Regions from separate parts of the Homo sapiens genome. Here region 2 is linked to region 1. Evidence: chromatin contacts called from ENCODE Hi-C data. All regions are on one chromosome and are shown on one strand. The core of a region is the stretch at or near the end of the contact, and the rest is flanking DNA. Distances in the headings are between cores, read along the strand shown. Region 1 holds the start of SOX5-AS1 (SOX5 antisense RNA 1). Region 2 overlaps BCAT1 (branched chain amino acid transaminase 1).

What was found. A loop is a pair of places that touch in the nucleus more often than their neighbours do. Pooled maps may share reads with other maps.
Region 2: a map with no recorded cell type shows a loop between it and region 1 (3-fold over the local background). The contact joins the enhancer-like site here to the promoter of SOX5-AS1 in region 1. A Hi-C loop is called at or near these places in 5 of 37 single-sample maps with no recorded cell type and 7 of 50 pooled maps.

The regions. Positions count from the first base shown.
Region 1 is chr12:24,221,910-24,227,844 of GRCh38, reverse strand. It overlaps SOX5-AS1 (SOX5 antisense RNA 1), which reads right to left and starts at 4,574. Exons shown (of 5, transcript NR_120472.1): 1 at 4,522-4,574; 2 at 458-684; 3 at 27-134. It also overlaps a transcript of SOX5 not described here. RefSeq lists an enhancer at 556-850.
Region 2 is chr12:24,834,957-24,841,448 of GRCh38, reverse strand. It overlaps BCAT1 (branched chain amino acid transaminase 1), which reads left to right. Exons shown (of 11, transcript NM_005504.7): 8 at 4,853-4,938. It overlaps BCAT1-AS1 (BCAT1 antisense RNA 1), which reads right to left. Exons shown (of 4, transcript XR_007063245.1): 4 at 4,894-4,972. Among named protein-coding and RNA genes, the nearest start is that of BCAT1-AS1, 18 kb to the right of the region's middle. RefSeq lists a silencer at 1,648-1,837. Within about 2 kb of position 2,733, at least 7 of the 41 ENCODE cell types and tissues checked have a DNase peak (open chromatin) inside an H3K27ac peak, as active enhancers do.

The sequences.
Region 1 (5,935 bases), core at 3,325-5,824:
TTACTTATTAGTTACACAATACCTACTTCTTAAAAAGGATTTGAGATGACAGTACTCATCGAAGGATACCGTGCTGAATCATCTGCCCTTAGCAAAGCTTTTCTCACTTTAAATGAGGTGCTTCGATTAGTGCCCTGTATGTGATAATTAGATGATGAGACAGCAAAATGCTGATATTAGCAATGATTTTGCTGCTTAGGAGGCCATTCACACCCCAGGTTCCCTCACCGCCCCCCACCAAAAGAATGCAGGTGAATCAGGTATTTGTATTATAAATGATACAAGTGAATTTTAAAACCTGGTATTAACAGTCAATCAAATCTTGGTGCAGAAGCATTAACCTATTTCACATTCTTTAATAGAACCTCTGAGCTTTCCTCTCACCATTAGTGATATTTCAGTCCACTTCAAGGGTAAAAGGAAAATCAACAATGGTCTTAGAAAAGGTAAATTTCACCTCCCATGTAGAGTCTCTCAGAGATTTCTCAGACTTTTGTTTTTGGCAAACATGAACACAGACGTTCTTCATTTCTCTCCTCTTCCCTTCCTGGGGAAGCTCTGGTCTCTTTAGTTAGAATAATATGTCCCCCAGGCGCCTGTTGAGGACACCCTCTTGGTGCTGGCAGGTTTTTCTGGGCTTGCTGTCTGACGTCTGCTGTTTCCTCAAAGCATTAGTCATCATTCCTGTAAGGGTTACAACAACAGAATGAATGTGTTACTTGGACAAACAGCAGCCTCAAGCCACAAACCAGGATGCACCCTGTCCATTACGTCCATTACGTAGGAACTGCAGGAAAGGTGGTCTTTACCTCATCTCCAGGCTGTCTCATTTTCCGAAGAGTAGGAAAAAGCTCTTGCTAAATACACCTGCCTGCCTTCAGAACTCTAAATCAGGCTTATATTTGCTGAGAACTATCCCCAAGCTCTTGTGTCAGACTGCTGTTGGATCCAGTAGATTTATTCATTCATTCATTCATTCATTCATTCATTCAATCACTGTTTTGAAACCCCTAATATAAGTTCTAAATTTAAAGAAAGTTTAGAGTTGTTTCTTGCTACAGAAGTATTTGTACAGGCCGGGCGTGGTGGCTCACGCCTGTAATCCTAGCCCTTTGAGAGGCCAAGGCGGGTGGATCACCTGAGGTCAGGAGTTGAAGACCAGCCTGGCCAATGTGATGAAACCCCAACTCTACTAAAAATACAAAAATTAGCTGGGCGTGGTGGCGGGTGCGTGTAATCCCAGTTACTCCAGAGGTTGAGGCAGGAGAATTGCTTGAACCCAGGAGAAAGAGGTTGCAGTAAGCCGAGATCGTGCCGTTGCACTCCAGCCTGGGGGATAGAGTGAGATTCTATCTCAAAATAAATAAATAAATAAATAAAATAATGAGGAAGATCTCTATGCAGTAATATGGAAGACATTTCCAAGAAAGATTCTTAGGTGGAAATTTTAAAGAAAACTTCAAAAGTATATATGGAATGCTGTCTTTTGCATAAGAAAGAAGGGCACATAAGAATAAATACATACATTTGCTTGTTCCTGCAATAATACAGGAAGTATAAGCCTTAATCAAGAAAATAATAATGTATATTGTGTGGGTGTGAATGAATAAAAGGGATGGGGATGGAAGTGAGTCCAGAGTTATCTTACATAGTTTTTTTTTGAACCATGAGAATATTATATATGTTTTAAAAGTAAATTTTGATCGAAGATGAGAACATATCTGAGATGTTAGATATTAACTTGGATGGAAAGCCCAATGGTAATCATTGTTAATGGTACTTCAGGCCAATACTCTCCTAAAGAACAAAGAGAAGTGAAGGGGGAAGCACTTAAGAGATTGATTCCTACTGACTTGTACATATTACTGGTACTATCCCACTATATTTAATACTTAAACTTTACGTTTCTTTGATTCCTACAACTAACAGGAATTCCTTCTCCTTTTCTCCTACCATCCCTTTTGGCGAGAGACGAGAATAAATGGAACTATTAATCATTTTTTCTACTTTTACAATTATAATTTGAGTCAGTGATGTGATTTCTTATATATTCTGGGAAGAGGGGATATAGTATCTATGCAAATTATTTGCCAGTTTGTAAGTCATTACAATCATTAAAAATATAACACCATCATAGGAAATATTACTTGCTTCCTAATGAACCATATTGTCTTTCTGCTTTAATTTTTATTTACAACATCAACAATGACAATGAAGTACAGTTTTCTACTAATGTGTAACCAACTCTCCTGAGTGTGTAGCATGTGCTTTTGGTGTTAACTATTTTGGAGACAAGAAATTAGCCATTGTTGAAATTATTTTAAGAAAATGAAATGTAACTCTAAGTGGGGAAAAAAAAAAAAAACCTCTGATAATTGTTAATTTACTCAACTAATGGCTTTTCCTGATGCCCAAAAGTTTTAAAGTTTCAAAGCTTTTTCCAATTTTCTTCCCTAAATGACTTTATTTTTTGGGTTGTTACAGTGCTTTTGTGAAACAAAGATGTGACTATGTGTATCATTGAAAAACTGGCTTGTATTGGACCTCCTTTAAGCACTGAGCTTTTAAAGAAAATTACTGGTAGGCAAGCTGATTTTGGTGATGGGTTAGGTATAACTAGAGATTCATGTTCTCAAATTTTGGTCCTGACATTCCTTTCCACCTGAGCGAAGGAAAGAAAGCGGAGGGTATGTTCGTGTCACAATGAGGTTTATACTTTTGATCTGGGTAGAATTTGTGTTCGATATAACCAAAATGTATGGATACCTACTGTGTGTCTAGCACTTAAGTAATTTCTTTTATCCAATGGCCATATAATTAAATAAGCAAAATTTCACCCAGGGGCGGCAGTCTGAGAATTCAACACACTAAATAGAAAACTAGAAGATGGGAGAATGCTGTGTAAAGAGAGAGTGAGCACCCTGTGTGTTTCTAAAGAGAATGGAAGGAATTTATTCAGCCTATGTAGCCTCTGTGTGGGTAAGGTTTTAGTTATGAGATAAATCAATGATCACAATATTAAATAAGTCATACCATTGCACTTATCAGTGCTCATGCAGTGACATAGTGAAAAAAATAATGAAGTAGAAACATCAGTTCCCTGTATCAAAAGCTATGAGATATAAATACTCCCAGCCAAAGAAGGCAAGATCTGAAATTTTTTAAAAATGTGGATATATAGAATAAATATGCAACCCTCCTGATAATGTTGGCTGATGAAGTGAAATTCACCAACTGTAATTCTGGCACAGAGAGACACACATAGTGCCTGCATACACACACACACCCACACACACACACATACATCCTCAGAATATTCTTAATCATTTGCTATCTTATTTACATTTCATTTGCTAGAGTAAATTCTATCATTTGAACTTTTAAAAAATATATTTCAATATTAAGCAAAAATAAGGAATAATGTGATTGGCTTTCAAATAGCTTATTACCATTCAAATACTCTCTAGATAATTTATATTTAAAAAGGCGAAAAAAAAAAGAAAGAAAAAAAGAAAAAAACTGTGTCAGCTTCCGAAACATTCTAAATGGAGACTTAGCTCTAAGTAATCAAAATTGCTTTAGTTGTGCAGAGCAGCATTAAAAGCCTCGTCCACTAATTGAGTGAAGCGGCACAACTGAAGCAGCCTTGTCCCTCATTAGATGATCTTGCAGGCACTGTTTGTCATCCTGGGTTGCCGGGCTCAATCTAATAGTACTGCTGGCTCAAATTAATGGTAATTCGTTATGACACACTATGTCCTTCCAGCGAAACAACAATGCGAAGCCAGTGGGGCATCTGTCTACCACTGCTGCTTCTTGATCTCTTTCCTTTCCACTTTAGTTCATGCGACCACCTTTGCATAACGCTTCTAAATTCTTTAGCTAACTGGTGATTGGAGATGCCACCTGCCTGAAGAATTGCGTCCAGTTCTCTTCCACTAGTGTCACAGAAAAAGCATCTCTAACAATAGGTCGAGTCAGTCTGAAACGTGATGACATTTTCTAACGGAAGCAAAACTCATTCGTGTGTGTATGTTTTTTTGTTTGTTTGTTTGTTTGTTGTTTTTTGTTTTTGTTTTTGTTTTTGTTTGAGATAGGGTCTCACTCTATTGCCTGAGCTAGAGTGCAGTGGTGTGATCATAGCTCACTGCAGCCTCAACCTTCTGGGCTCAAGCGATCCTCCCACTTCAGCCTCCAGAGTAGCTGGGACTACAGGCACATGCCAACATGCCTGGCTAATTTAAAAATTTTTCAGTATAAAGATGGCCTTGCTACATTGCTCAGGCTGGTCTCAAAATGCTGGCCTCAAGCAATCCTCCTGCCTTGGACTCACAAAGTACTGGGATTACAGGTGTGAGCCACTGTGCCAGGCCTGGGACTTCTTTTGGAATGTAAATACCTCACTTGTATCTAATCATGGGGAATATTAATAAGAAATCTTGAGATACAGTGTTCATGAATGTGATGTAAATCCAAAGACAATGAATATTTTCTGACTCTTTGACTTTGGTTATTCAATACCTTTTGGAGGAAACTTCATGTTTATGTGATGAGCATTGCTGTTCAGAATGCTGCTTTTCTATTCTTAAGTGCAGATAGAATGCTGGAAAATGTTCTAACAGTGATGCAATCAGCCACTTCCTCCTAGCAACTCTAAATTGTGTGTTTGTATCAATCAGTTTATTGTGTTCATTCAAATAATTTCATCTGTCTGGAAGGATGACTCAACTCTACACATGAAGAAACATCTAAATAATATCTGGACATGGCTTTTCATTTGAAATCCTCGAATTACCCATGAATAGAGAAAAGGTCACATGTATTGACCAGTTGACTCTGCAGTTTTGAAAGTGGTGATGCTTAGTCAGTATGGGGTGCCGGACAGTTGTATCACCCACTGTTTTCCCAAGGTTCAGCCTTAGTCTCACTGTAGGGTGTCTATTCCAAGCAATATGGGCACAGTGTGATTTTAACAATGTTAAAAGCTTGCCTACCACCATACCATGTATTGTTTGAAATCCCACAATTAGATTCAGTCCTTTGGGCTATATATTTTTTAAATGTTTCTTAGCATAATCTAATTGCTTGGAAGAGCTAATATATTACAACTAGTTATCAGTAATCATTTATTCATTTACTTATTTCTATTAATCCTATCCCCTCCCAAAACATGCTCTAACAAAATCCTTCAGTTCAGAACTAGTTCCCATTCCCTCATTTTGCGAAATTCTTGCATAAAACCTAGATATATCGCTTTTACATGGTAGTTTGTAACGTGCCTTGATGAACGCCTGCTTTTTCCATTAAATCTGCTCCACCCACATTCAGTCTTCACAATTTCAGCGAATAGTAATTCCATCCTTCTATTTGCTCGTTTTAAGCATGTAGGAGTCATCCTTGACTCCTAGCTTTCACTCATACCCCTGTCCAGTCCACTGGCAAAACCTCCGTGCAGAAAAAAAAATTCCACATTCACCACTGCTACTCTGGCCCAAGACAAAATAAACCATTGCCTGGAATATTAAAATAGACTCTACCCTGACCTACTTTAAGCTTATTCTTAACATAGCCCTGGAAATAAATAGGGACATTTTTGGTGGTCAAAAGACCAGGGCAGTTCTACTGGCATTTCATGGGCCCAGTTTAGAGACACTAAATGGCCTGCCATGTGCTTGGTGGTGGGGGGGAAAAGAGGAGCTGTCCACTCAGAATGCCAATAACAACCTCACTGAGAAATATTGAACCAATTAAAACCTAAGTCACCTGATTTTCCACTTATGCTCAAACCTCCACATTGGCTTTTAATTTTTCTAAGAACAGAAGCCAGTATCCTAACTATGGCCTACAAGGCCTTACACAACCCTTGCCTTCCCCTGGCTTATCTGACCTCACTTCCTATTACTCTTGCATTCACTCACTCCATTGCAGCCACTCT
Region 2 (6,492 bases), core at 1,484-3,983, 620 kb before region 1:
CTGAACACCTTGCATTGAGACACAGGTCTCAGATCAGGTCAATGGTCATTCACCATATACCGTATATAAAATGCTAGAGTAATAAATGCAGTGTACTGATTCTACTGGAAGGATTTTGTGTACTCTCTGGCTGTAATTGTTTTAACAATTGTTGCCTTTTCTACATATTTTGAAAATGTATCACAATCTCTCCAAATTTACTCTAGAACTCAATCTGATTAAAGAGCACCATTTTAAAAGATAAATCAATGTATCTTGGGATTGTAACTAGATCCTGGTTCATTCAAGACAATTTCATATATCCACTATAGATATCAATATTTCTCTATTATCTTTAATATCCTGAGTACTCATTACTTTTCTTTGCTGTTTTTTTTTATTAGTTGGCAGAGACCATAGGGGTTCAGTGAAGTGTTGGCAACGTGTATGATATTGAATTAAATGGCCAACGGTGGGAGAAAAACAGGCATTTATTTCTATTAGAATTTTGATAATCATACCAAATTTAGAAGCGTATTTTTAGACTTGTTTACATTCTTAGGTTGTTCATTTCACAGTAGTAATTATAGAGACTAGAAATATAAATGATGTTTCCAAATACTTATGAAGTCTCAGTGTTAGTAGTTTCAATTAAATTTTTTAAAATGCAGTTTATATTTGAAAGTAGCTACAGTAGCCTCTCTTGCTCTAATGTTATTTGGCTACAAAAAGAGGAAAATGGTAATTTAGATGTGGCTGAATTCAGAGCTAAGTACTAATTTTAGTGTTAGTTGCAGAGACTAACAAGATGAGTCTTATACTGCAGTCAGAGGTAGAATAAACAGAAGATATGGTGAGTAAGCCTTGTCCTGGGCTTGGCCATTGGTAGTCCTTGGCATATGAAAAACCAGATACAGATCATTCTCATCCTTCCATTCCTGCTGTTTGTACTTGGCACTGTTTGAAAATAAAATTTATACAGGAATATTTATGATTTATAAATTTGAGTTACTGTATGTGACATATAACAAAAGCTACACTTGGAAGATTGTAGCCAGTGTTGACCTCTGCACTTAGAAGATAATAGGCCGATTCAACCCTTCTTCCCATCTGCCCACTCTTACCCCCACCCCAAACTCCACCAAAAAACCACACAGCTCAAAACAAAAACAGTTACATCATTCAGAGGTGGTACCATCATTATTTTTATGGATGGGAGATGTCAGAATTTAAGTACACTCTGAATCAGAGCTACATGATTTAACCAGAAACACCAGAAACTGTCCTGGTGGAAAATTGTTCTTTATCCAAACAATAATCATGAAACATTTCCACCATGGCTTTTAAAGGTCAGAATAGAAATGAGTGAGTTTGTCTTCTGCCTCTTGCAAAATATACAAGACCTTAAGACTGTTAGTTACTATTCAGATTATGGTTGCCTGGGATAACTTTAGTTTTAATATACTCCTTCACTTTGGGGATGTTCATCTAACAGAACAAATAAAATTCAGAATAAGGAGAAAGGAAATAGAATATATATTTGAAGTAAATAGAATGTTAGGAAAAACCTTTGGGCTAAAAAAAAAGACATGCAATTCTGAAGTAACTTTGATTTATATCATATGATTTTAAGAAAATACAATGAACAAACGAGTTGAAAATCAGCACAATACTGATTTTCACAAACGTTACCGATAGGAGGTATAAACAGAGTTCTTTCGGTAATAGCCTGCCGTCTTTTCATGAGCGCCCACACACACTGCTCCTGTTGGTTGAGATGGCTGGTGCAGGAAGGTGGATGGGGTGGTGGATAGTGTGTGTTCAAAGCACAGTGCTGTGCACAGTCACTATGTGTGGCACTCAGCTTGTAACTCATGGGAGTTTTGATTTCAGTAACAGCACCCATGGTGGCAAGATCACACATCATCACTCTGTTGATGAGTAATTTAACCCATACGCTTGCTATTCACCATTTGAACAAAGCATTGTATCATATCCTGGACCCTGGAGATACCCTGAAAAATAAGACCCAGGCCTTGTGGTTGAGTTCACAGTCACTTTGGGAAAACAACCACAGCAGTGAATCTCGGTATTGCTCAGGCCACATCATGAGTCTTCTCGGACACGTCAGGCGTGTATACGGACTCGACTTGGAGCACTCTTCCTCAGATGTCTGTACCGCTTGCTCTTTGACATCCTCCAAATCTTTGCTTACAAATCCCATTCTCAGTCTGGCTTTCCTTGAGCTCTTAATCAAAATCATAAACTCCATTTCCCATTTCTCCTCAGCATTCCAGCATTCTCCATTGCTTTTCCTTCTTTGTTTCCCCCTGTGTAGTCTAACATACTATCAACACAATAAATGTTTACCTGTGTCTATTAGAAAGTAAGCAGGGAGATATGTCAGTTTTGTTCACTGCTGTATTCATAGAGCTTAAAACGGTAAACAGCACTCAATATGTATTTGTAGAATAAATGGCTAATTGTGCTGATGGTGTTTAGGGCACTTATGCAGACCTACATTCCTGGTTTCCATTAGTGTTTGACTTTGGGAAGTCACAGATGAATCCTGCTGTTATTGCTTCTAAATTCCTCATCTCCTAAAAATGACTTCTTTGTCAAAAACAAGCTGCATTTGTAGGTTCTGTTTTCCTCATGTTGGGCAATCTGGAGTGATTTCTGGCTCTTGTAAGTATGTTTGTGGTTGCAGAGGAAAATGAATATTTCTCACCCAAATGTTGTCATGTCATCATCTCTGTCTGGCAACCAGAGAAGCAGATGTTCTGTTCCTTGACCTCAGGCTAGTGGTTACAGTTCTGGGTGTTAAACATGTTTCACAAAACAGCACTTGCACATGCGGGGCTGCTGTTTTCATTTAACTTCATGTAGTCTCAGGGCTCAGCAAGCTTTAGGAAAGGTCCGGTTTGGGGGCACTGGAAGTGTGTGTGTGTGTGTACATATATATACACACACAAATAGATCCATACATTTATGTATCTAGTTGGCTAGCTATTGCAAAACACATGTTTATTTTGAGATCATCAACACTTCTAAACATGACAAAGAGTAGCCCTAAGAACATTGCCAAGAACAAATTTTCTCCTTTCCAGAAAGCAATTTTCAGCAGATGATTTTCAGAAACAAAATTCAAAAAAGCCATACTGCTGTATCCTAGCAAAGATAACTTATTCGTTTATTTTTTACTCAAAAACATTTATTATATACACTCTGGGCTAGGCACAATGCCCAGTTTTGAGGATAGAAGGATGAAGATAGAGTTTGGTATTCCAGATAGAGCTTGATTGTTGGGCATGTCTGATGTAACCCCAGTGGAGTGGGCGAGCCTAGAACCACCATGTATTGAGGGAGAGGGTGGTGGCCTCAGTGTCAGGACTCACTAGATTCAGACTCCTGGGTGTCAGAAGTGGGGAGGAAAGGGAGATGCTGAGTGCCAGAGGGTACTGTAAGGAGAGCTTGTGCAGCTGATGGATCATGCATGATGCCTGTGAACAATTGTCCTACTAGACCTCACAGTAGTTAGGGATGTCTGCAGTCATCTCACAGTAGAGCAGTAGCTCAGCTTTGGAGTTTTGTTTCTTGAATGTCTTCTTTTTTAACCGTACACGTGCTTGAGCTCACTCTGATAAGCCCATTACATTTGAATCTCAGAGAGCAAAGGCAGCATCTCCATACTTGTTGCTGATGCTCCACCAGGTTTGAAAATCACTAAAGATAGACTCTTAGGCTGGGTGCGGTGGCTCACATCTGTAATCTCAGCACTTTGGGAGGCCGAAGTGGGCAGATCATCTGAGCTCAGGAGTTCGAGACCAGCCTGACCAACATGGTGAAACCCCGTCTCTACTAAAAATACAAAAATTAGCCAGGCGTGGTGGCGCGTACCTGTAATCCCAGCTACTCAGGAGGCTGAGGCAGGAGAATCACTTGACCCTGGGAGGCAGAGGGTGCAGTGAGCTGAGATGGTGCCACTGCACTCCAGCCTGGGTAACCTAAAAAAAAAAAAAAAAAAAAAAAATTAGACTTTCCAAGGGCAGCGTGGAAGCAGTGACCAGCCTGAGTAGGCACGCACACTTCTTGGGGATAGCCTCCTCCATAGCATTCTTAGAAGGTTTGGTAATGACCAGTTTTTCTGAGTAAGACCCTATCTACATTATTCTAATTAGTAACCACCTTTCATCTGCTAAGGTAAATTTTCACTTCAGAATATTCCTCTTAAGACCATGCAATAACTCTTACTGTTTGTTGGTGGAAAACCATCTCATTATTTTACTGGTTAAGGGTAAACTGAAGATGATTAGATAACTTTCCTTCCTTCCCTCCCCCCTTCCTCCCTTCCTTCTCTTTCTTCCTTCCTTTCTCCCTCCCTCCCTCCCTCTCTCTTTCTTTCCTTCTCTCTTTCTTTTCTTTTCTTTTTTCTTTCTTTCTTTCTTTTTTCTTTCTTCCTTCCTTCGTTCCTTCCTCCCTCCCTCCCTCTCTCTCTTTCTTTCTTTCTCTTTTCTTTCTTTCTTTCTTTCTTTCTTTCTTTCTTTCTTTCTTTCTTTCTCTCTTTCTTTTCTTTCTTTCTTTCTTTCTCTTTCTCTTTCCTTCCTTCCTTCCTTTCTTTCTCTCTCTCTCCTTCCTTCCTTCCTTCTTTCCTTCCTTCCTTCTTTCCTTCCTTCCTTCTTTCTTCTTTTTTTAAATAAGGGTCTACCTGAAGTGTGAACTGATTTGGGAAATTTGATCATGCAGAACAGTAAAATTTTCTTTATGTTTGTTGCTAGCAAAATTGTGATGGTTTTTTAAAAAAATGGCTATTGATAATAAGGCATGCCTAATGTAGTGAAAGTTTGAAAATGTCCCAATTTCTGATTGACAGAAGAAGAACTGGCAACTCCTCCACTAGATGGCATCATTCTTCCAGGAGTGACAAGGCGGTGCATTCTGGACCTGGCACATCAGTGGGTGGGTGCCTTTGATATGAACAACTTTTGTAAGCCTGAAATAAAAAATAATCAAAATAAGCCCAGCCTAGTGTTGAAATAATATCCTGTGGTTCCAACCAATGTTATCTAATCTTTAAATTCTAACGTGAATGAAAAGTATTCTTCTAGAAGGGCTTTCTTGGCAAGACTATTAAAATAAGTATTGTTGATAGCAAGGGCAGAGAGAAACCAGTTTAGCAAGATGTCATAGTGGAGAAGTATTCTAGTAGTAGTCTCAGTCTACCAGGTATCTCCCACCAACTTTTGTCTGGTTCATACCTGATGTGCTTCCATCCAGACATTCCTTAACTTCCCAAGTCTGTGTTGCTTCCAAATGGCAATGATACTTCTTCCTTTCCTTTATTTATACCAGTGTAACCATGCTTGCCGTAGAAATGAAATAATTTCACTGACATATAAATGTTTACTAATATAACATTATTGGTTTGACTGCCTTCTTTTTCTCTCTGTCCTACCCCCATCCTCCAAAATTCATATACATGCCTATTTTAAAATCAGAACATGCAAGCAAATGTAAAGTTGTTTTCAGTAGACTTTCAAATTCGTGTGACACAGGCAAGCATATTAAACAATTTGGTGGACCGGGTGCAGTGGTTCATGCCTATAATTCTAGCATTTTGGGAGGCCAAGGCAGGAGGATCACTTAAGCCCAGGAATTCGAGACCAGCCTGGGCAACATAGTGAGACCCCGAATCTACAAAAAAATCAAAAACATTAGCTGAACATGGTGGTACATGCCTGTAGTCCCAGCTACTTGGAGGGGCTGAGGTGGGAGGATGGCATAAGATCTGGAGGTCAAGGTCGCAGTGAGCTATGATCAAGCCACTGCACTACAGCCTGAATACAGGGTGAGACCATGTCTCTAAAAGTAAATTAAATAAATAAATAAATAAATAAATAAATAAATAAATAAATAAAATAAAATTTAAAAAGGTTTGGTTTTGGAAATGACGTAATGTATTCAAGACAAATTATTGAATGAATTGGGTGTCTGGTAAAGGTTCTTGGATGGAACTTTTGACCCAGGTGTTAAAATGGTCTCCAAAGAACATGAAAAGGCTTTGAGCTTACTGTGGTCAAAGAGTACTAGTAGTAATAGGACAAATGTTTAGAAACACACACGTTATCTAGGAGCATACCAGCATGGTTTCTCTGGAAAAGACTTTCAAAATAGATGAAATGTGCTATAAATAATTCTACAAAACCCTGAAGTAGACAAGACCCAACTGCTACATGCTGGCTGGCGCATTGGGCATGACATTTACAAACCGTTGGTATAATTTTCAAACAGCTTGCCCTGTCCTAAATATGTTTGCAATTGGAAAGATATTTTTGAAGCTCAGTAATTTTTGTTTTATTAAAGAAAAATATCAACCAAGTACAGAAGGTTCGACGACAAGTTGCAAGTGGAAATACTTTCCCACACTAATGATTTGCTAGCATGAAAAATAGGTTATTATGGAGGAAATTTTTTCTTGACTTCATAGCTGTAATTTATTTTAAAAGCTATTTT